3 separate regions of the Homo sapiens genome follow, and all the other regions are linked to region 2. The links are chromatin loops, found by intact Hi-C in ENCODE. Cell type or tissue: IMR-90. All regions are shown on one strand.

Region 1 (2,500 bases), 700 kb after region 2:
TGGCTAATTTTTGTATTTTTAGTAGAAACGGGGTTTGGCCATGGCCAGGCTGGTCTCGAACTCCTGACCTCAAGCCACCATGCCCAGCCAGGTTTTGTTTTTTTTTTTTTTTAATATAAAAGGATAATAGAATGAAAATTTGAAAAACACAAGTATAAATACATATGTATATATGAAAGTGTGTATTCATCTTCAGAATAAAATAATAATAGAAACATTCATAATTCTCCCACCAAGAAAATTGTATTTTACATTGTGTTACATTTGCTTGTAGTCTTTTTTTTCGTTTAATGTAATATATGTACACACATTTGACATTTTACTCTATAAAGCAGTTTGTAAATTACCTCTTCTTTCATTTAAACTTATACTTCTGAGTTGTTAAATGTTCTTTAAAAATATATTAATGGCTGAACAATACTCCATTGTATGGATGTACCACAGTGTACTAAAAATTGTTTACTTTTTTAAAACAATTTTTTAAAAGGGGGGGTTAAAGGAGGATAAAATTCTCTGTGTAAGGCGTAAATCCTTACATACATCTCTGATTACCTTTAGGAAAAAAAACAGAAATGAAATTATTTTGTCAAATGAAAACATTCTGTGATTTAAAATTTTCTATTTTTATAAAATAGATACTTAATATACATATTTGTATATTGGACGTTTACTTTTTGGTATATACCCCACCCAATATGGCATTTAAAAATAAAGCTATCTAGTTTCTACACAGGACTCTTTATAATCAATGACTTTCAGATCAAGTAGTAGCATAAAATTATTATTTTGATCCTAAAGAAAGAAAATTAAGTATTATAAGTTCTATCTTGATAACTACAAAACAGACCCTCTAGCACAGTGCTGTGACACTATAGTCTTCGAGTGAACAAAATTGAAGAGATTTAGAGATAAGAATTACGACCTTCTCTTGTAAATGAGACTCGCAAAGCACAGGAAGAGCTAAATTATTGACTTTTTGCTCTGTAACAACACTAAGAATAGCTAAGACTTGTTGCCTTCTTACTAGTGTCACAATTTGAAGTGCTTTATGGGCATTAAATCATTTAATCCTCATAACAATCCTACGAGGTAGGTTGAATTATTCACCTCATTTTACAAATAAGGAAAGTGAGGCTGAGGGAGGTTAAGTCACTTTCCCAAGTATTTCACCGAGGAGGTGGAATTCCATCCCAGAAAGCCTGGCTGCAAAGCCTGCACTCTCCACCACTGTGCAATGCTGCCCCCTAGTGCAAGTGTGCATACACGCTGCTCAGGTTCCTTCCCTGAGAGGCTGCTCATAAGGAAGAAAAAGGCAGAAATGTGGAATGAAGGGCTGATAACCAAACACACACACACATACACACACACACACGTGTATATACACACACATATCTGCAGGCATATATATAGTTGATATAAATATATGTCTATATTTAACAGTATATGAGTAGCATAAATAAGATTAGTATACTTTAAAATGTTTAAAGAGCTTTTATTTATATTTTCCTATCTGTGAGGAAGGCACAGTGGAGATTATTGAACCCATTTCACAGGTGAAAAAACTGAGGCTCAAAAGGGTTAAAACATCTTGCCCAATGCTCTACTGCTGGGAAAGGCAGTGTGGGGATTAGAAGCCAGATCTTCCAGCTGTTAGTGCAGTGGAGCTTCTGCTCCCCTTATTCCTCCCCAGCAGTACCTCTCCTACATGTCCAAAGGCATGAGCAAAAATGAATGAGAAATGGTACAGACAAGGAAAAAGGGTCTGCCTTCCCATCTGTTTAGATCTAGAATCCAGAAGGAAATGAGAGAACTGCTCTTGGGCGATGACAGTGTAGTGTTAACAGAAAACAGAGAAGGAAGAGCTGCTCAATTCATGTTTTGCTTCCATTCTCTTCAGTAAGAAGGATTAACTTCAAACAGAAAACTCAAGGGAAATAGATGTGGGTAATGTAAATACTACAGGCATAAATCCTTTCAGGAGACATGAGAACTTACAACTGACAGCCTAAGATAACTACAATCACGTGGGGTGGGGGGTTGTTATTCACCCCATTATAATATAAATTATTCCTAATGACACCAGATAAATAGGTGCTGTTAATGAGCTGCACTTGGAAATAAAGATACCACTTACTGACCAGATAACATGAGGCCACAAGTATTGCATTTACACTCAGCCACTCATTGGCCACTTTAGCCTCCCTTGTGGCCAGGGGCAAACATTCGCGAGATGGCTACTTTCAGCCAGAGTTCAATAGGCACGGTGCTATGTACACACTAGGTACTTGGAAAATATTTGTTGAATTAAGCAGAATTGGACTGAACTCTTTGATGAGGTTGTCCATAAGCAGAGATCCCTTGCTCTAAAATACAAACTTCCTATGTGGCCTTAAGAAAAGACCAAAGTCATTCCAAGTGTGTCATGAAACAAAGAGAAACTAAGTAAGAATAGGACACATACAGGAGCGTTTGGAAATCATAAAGTTTGGCTCTTCTCTTA
Region 2 (2,500 bases):
TGGAACAAATGTTGCAGGAGCTGAGATCTGCCGCTGCTGAGGACTGGGCACTGAAGTTCAGCCACAGTCCAACACGTGAGGTGACTCCTAGGTCAGAAGGAAGCAGAAGGGATGAGGCTGCAGGTCCCAAGGATCTCCCCGTGAGGTGACAATCTGGGTGATATAACAAGCAATGGTGAGATAAAAGGTCACAGGGATGCAGGACACAGTGTGAACCACTCTCTCTCTCTGCTATGTGGAAAAGCTTTCACTTTCACTTTCCCAAGAGAAGAGGGAATTGTCACATCCTTCTTTCCAAGTTGATGTTTCTCTAATTCTTTGCCCCATCCTGTTGTATGTTTTGTGTATCTTATCCCCAAAACTATTCCCACAGCAGCATGTTTAGCTAGTGACTGAGCCCAGTGGGGACAATAATGTATCAGCTGCTTTATTAGAAAAAGGAAGAGTGGGGGGCTGGCAACCAGTTTCCATTTGGGAGGACTCTGTCATGGTGAGTAGACAGGACGATGACTCAGCAGTTATATGATTTTCAGGTTCTGTATCCTGAAATTGTCTGAACATGCAGTAACACATAGATGAGGGCTTACTGACAGATGCGTAGCTTGCACGTACAGTTTCTTTTCTTCCCAGAACTTGTCTAAACATTGGAGTCATTTGTTGCCTTGGGCCTCACTGCCTGAAGCATCTCTCTTCCCTCTGAGTTCCTGACTCCAGCTCCGTCTGGCTGCAGAGCAATCTCAGGTCTGTGTCCTTAGGTGTTTGATTCCAGCCGAGACCTGGCAGAACTTCCTGCCTTCCAGAACCAGCTATGTCAAATACACATCGCGATTATTTTACTGAAGGGGCTTCAGCCACCTCCGCACATTGCTCAGGCTGAGTAAAAAATAGAGACCATTAACTGCGTGTGTACCTTATTACAGAATTAACATTTAATTCTTATGCAGTGTGTGAAAAAATGTATTTCACCTCCAGAATATCCCATATACAATCTTAATTTTAATAGAAAGAATATGCTCTGCTATGTGACGCTTAAGATACTGGGACACACAGTAATATACAACTGATATATGCTGATGTGGCAGGTGTGTTAAGTAATTCAGATATTTTTACAGCAAAATTAAAGCAAATTAATGAAGATTAGTATCTGAGGTTTGCCAATCCTCTTGTATAAATAAAATAAACATGAGGAATATTTACCTTAAATGGAACCTTGAATTTATCACTTGTATCACTTGCAGAAATGAGAATTTGTTAAAATAAATACAGGGCCTATGTCAATGGTAAAAAAAATTAAAATTTTACATTTCTACTTGTAAGAGCATAATTCCTTTCAAGAATAAATAAGTAGCACATTGTATCTGGACAACTAGGTGGCGCTGGTGTATTATCCTTTCAATCCCAGAAAAGCAAATTCAAATATCATCTTATATATTCCAGCTCAGTGGTCAGACATGCATGTGATCCTCAGCTGCACGTTTCAGTGGTAATTTAGAAGAGACTCATGAGTGAATATTGGAAGTGCTGTCACTCTGCAGGGAACACTAACTACTCTCTAGCTTCCCATTGGCATGTTGCAGATACAGACCTTGAATTCAGAATCTTACTTTTAAAATTTCTAGAAAATCTGGTATTCTTCTGAAGGTAGGAAGCATTTTGAATTAAAAATGTCTTTGGAAATGTGGATCCTTACAGATACCAGAATATTTAAGAGAGATTATTCAAAGCAATTTTGTTACCATCAGAGGTTTTAAAAATGAAATTTCACAGGACACAGCCAAAGGGACGCTTGTAAGTAATTAGATCCTACATAAAGACAGTATTTAAATTTCAAATGTAGACTTGCGAAATTACATAATAACATCAGGTACTTGTGTCATTCTAATGGTTTTAGGCGCTGTTTAAGTACTTTGCATATATTAACTCAATTATTCCCACAACAGCCTTTGAAGTATTGGATGAAGTTACTGGGAAACGGAGAGAAGCGGTAACTTGCCCAGTGCCAAGCAGCTACAAGTTCTGGGACAGAGCTTCAAATACAAGAGAATTTTCTGTCTTGGTCACTATTCTTTCCACATTGCCTCTTAAACAGCCTGCATAAACACTTCTTTAAACAATTTTAGTGTGACACAGATGCTTACAGTGCAAAATTAAAATAAACTTAACAGATAAATTAGAATTGGACATTTGTCTGATAGCAACATGATAGCTATAAGATCAATAACTTTCCGTCACAGAAATAATATAGAATTTAAACTTTACTTGCATATAATCTAGATAGAAAAATTTGCATATAAGAAAAAGAGTGTGAGACACATCAGGAAATGTATCAAGATACTGTTGAACTGGCTCATTTAAAACCTGAATACCCAGGGGACATCACCAATATTGTCCTCAGATAATGATGTAGAAATGCATTTCCTTGAATATATGCTTATCTTTATTTTCATCAGTAGGATCCATGAGAAATAATGAAAAGGAATCTTTTGTTAAAAGATAAGTA
Region 3 (2,500 bases), 120 kb after region 2:
ACACTTTAATTCTCTTTATTTCCATGTCTAGAATGGTTCCATCTCATTGTCACCTCCCTCTCCTAACCAGAAACTACCCAAGTACTAAGAAAATTAAAGTGGTGATGTCATATATTAAATGCATGTAAAAGAAATTGCTTGTCCTTTGGAGTGCTCAGCCATTCTGTTAAATGAAATGCGTGCTTACTAAAATGTCATGAGAAAATGATGATTTGTTCATACCTTGTTTCATATCTTGTTTGTTGAAAAATATTTTTAAAACATATGTCTACTATCACATTTGCAAGCATTGGGGAAATCACAGGAGAAAAATAAGAAAAATAACTGAATATATCACAGATGTGTTTAAGGACAAATATGAACAGAAGGAATGGGAATACAGGGTGGACTACAATTGATCATATACGTAATTCCAGAAATTCATGTTTTTGTGGGTCAAAAAGAAGAGAGACAACCCCAGGCCAAAATTGTCGGGGAAGAACTAATGGATAAAAAGAAAATATTCTTCTTGTTGTTTGAATTCCAGCTAATTGAGGTTTTGGAAATTGTGAGGCACGGCGCTCTGCCACTTTTCTCTGTGTTTAGTTGTGTGTGTGTATTTAATGATTCTACAGTAAGAGTTTAATGGTTGTTTCTGTATACAAAATTAAATGCGAACAAAGTTAAAATACTTCAGGTATATCAAATAAGAAATGCATTTTATCATAACTTTTTATAATTTTCTTGGCATAGATTTAAAAAATAGATTGCACTTTTATCACTGTACGTAGTTCTTGAATAACTATGAACATTTCAAAATGAATTTTAAAGGAATACAACTGAATTTAACAAAGTACTAATTTCAACTTATGAAATAAGAATGTGACTACATACATTATCATAATTTTGTAGCTAAATAAGATTATTCTTTCCAATCTGTTACTCATTTCTTGTCTTATATCTCTTCAACTTATGGGTTATCATATAAGGAGTACCAAAAAGAAAATACATGGATCTAGTTTTACAGTTATTCATTTCTTGTCTTATATCTTTTCAACTTATGAATTATGATATAAGAAGTACCAAAAAGAAAATGTATAGCTAGTTTTAGGGGACTCTAAGAATTCTAGTAATAAACACTTCCTATATAAAATTATTGTGCAGGTGGGAAAAAGAATTCATTTCTATTCATTATTGCATCATTTTAAAAAATTTACTATGCAGACTGTAGAAATACGCTATAAAACTTTATGCATTCGCAATTGTTAAAATGTTTTATTAGGACGTATATTTGGCATACTGCCCTCATTTCACTTTAGTGACTGAGACTGTTGCTTAAAAGAACGTTCTGTTTCCCTGTAAGTACTTTCTAGTCATTTCCTAAATAGTAATGGAGGGACATTGCCCCCAGCAGGGAAAAAAGAGAATAGAAATAGAGATCTATTCTAGCAATTCATCTAAAAAGTAATGAATATGAGTACGAGAAACTGTACACATTGTCAAAAAGCAGTCTTAAAAATAAACATGCTCTCAGAAAGAAGCCAGCTGTTAAGTTGGTTCTGTATTTTGTAATCATCTACATTTTTAAGACAAAGTATCTTAAACATTATTTTATATAGATAATATTGAAAACTGAAATTAATTAAAAATGGCTCATTTATGAACTGTGTATGTCCAAAACATCAGCAATGTTATAGTAGTTAAAAATAGTATATAACTGATTCTGTTCTGTTACATATCAGAACTTGATATAAGGTCTTATAGCTCTTAAAATGAATTAATTTTGGGGACCCCTAAACTTTATGAAGTCAGAGGTGAATGTGTTTATTTGACTATCTCAGGAATCATCTCACCCTAAAATATTGATAGATTGGTTTAATTTAAATTTGTGGTATCCTTTTTCTTTAAAAGTAGAGAAATTATATTGCAAACACAGGAAGAAGCGGTATTAGAAGTTTCTTTCTCTATGACATTGTTCTGAAACATTATGCCACAGTTACAATCGGCAATTCAAAATTTATGAAGCATTGCATAATTTATTGCCACATTTCAGGCTGTTTCTTTTTTTTTAAGTTACAGCAGGGATGAACATTTTGAGGCATTTTCAGATACAGACTTTTAAAGTTATTCTCTCTTTCTCTCTCTCTGGCCTGCTTCCTTCCAATCCCCCACCCCTGTCTAAAATTGAGAACTTTTGAACATCTCTATGTCTGTGACGAGATTGAATTTATGTATGGTTGGCATTTAAAATAAAATGTTATTGCGGAAAATGTCAGAAAGTGTAGAAGTTAAGTCATCTGTTAGAGGAACTTAATATACTTTATAACGTTGTAATTTTTATCAGATTTAAAAGATTTATTGTGTCATAAATAAATTGATGTTATCCGTAAACTTGAACTTTCTCTGGGAGTAAATACTAGTCATTGAAGAAAGTAAATTGAAAGGTAAAGAATTTAAATAGTCTCTTTAAATACTCCAGGATTGATAATAGGGACAGTATTTTAGTTTGAGAATTTTTCGA

The links. Hi-C counts contacts between places; a loop is a spot of excess contacts. Peaks named below come from ENCODE experiments on the same cell type or tissue, not always from the same donor. Only the 100,000 strongest peaks of a DNase experiment are listed, where the experiment ranks them.
Region 1: a loop joins it to region 2, with 27 times the contacts of the local background. A loop is called at or near these places in 14 of 110 quality-filtered maps.
Region 3: it touches region 2 in a loop (11-fold over the local background); 12 of 110 quality-filtered maps call a loop at or near these places.

What each region holds. Positions count from the first base shown.
Region 1 is chr4:181,527,529-181,530,028 of GRCh38, forward strand. It overlaps a transcript of TENM3 not described here. Among named protein-coding and RNA genes, the nearest start is that of LINC02500, 260 kb to the left of the region's middle. In IMR-90, a CTCF peak has its summit at 1,241 (motif pointing left); a DNase peak (open chromatin) is centred at 1,243.
Region 2 is chr4:180,827,244-180,829,743 of GRCh38, forward strand. No RefSeq gene overlaps it. Among named protein-coding and RNA genes, the nearest start is that of LINC00290, 330 kb to the right of the region's middle. RefSeq lists an enhancer at 1-1,105. In IMR-90, a CTCF peak has its summit at 1,370; DNase peaks (open chromatin) are centred at 598 and 1,398; H3K4me3 peaks cover 684 bases; H3K27ac peaks cover 900 bases.
Region 3 is chr4:180,946,299-180,948,798 of GRCh38, forward strand. No RefSeq gene overlaps it. Among named protein-coding and RNA genes, the nearest start is that of LINC00290, 210 kb to the right of the region's middle. In IMR-90, a CTCF peak has its summit at 1,373; no DNase peak of the experiment used is centred here.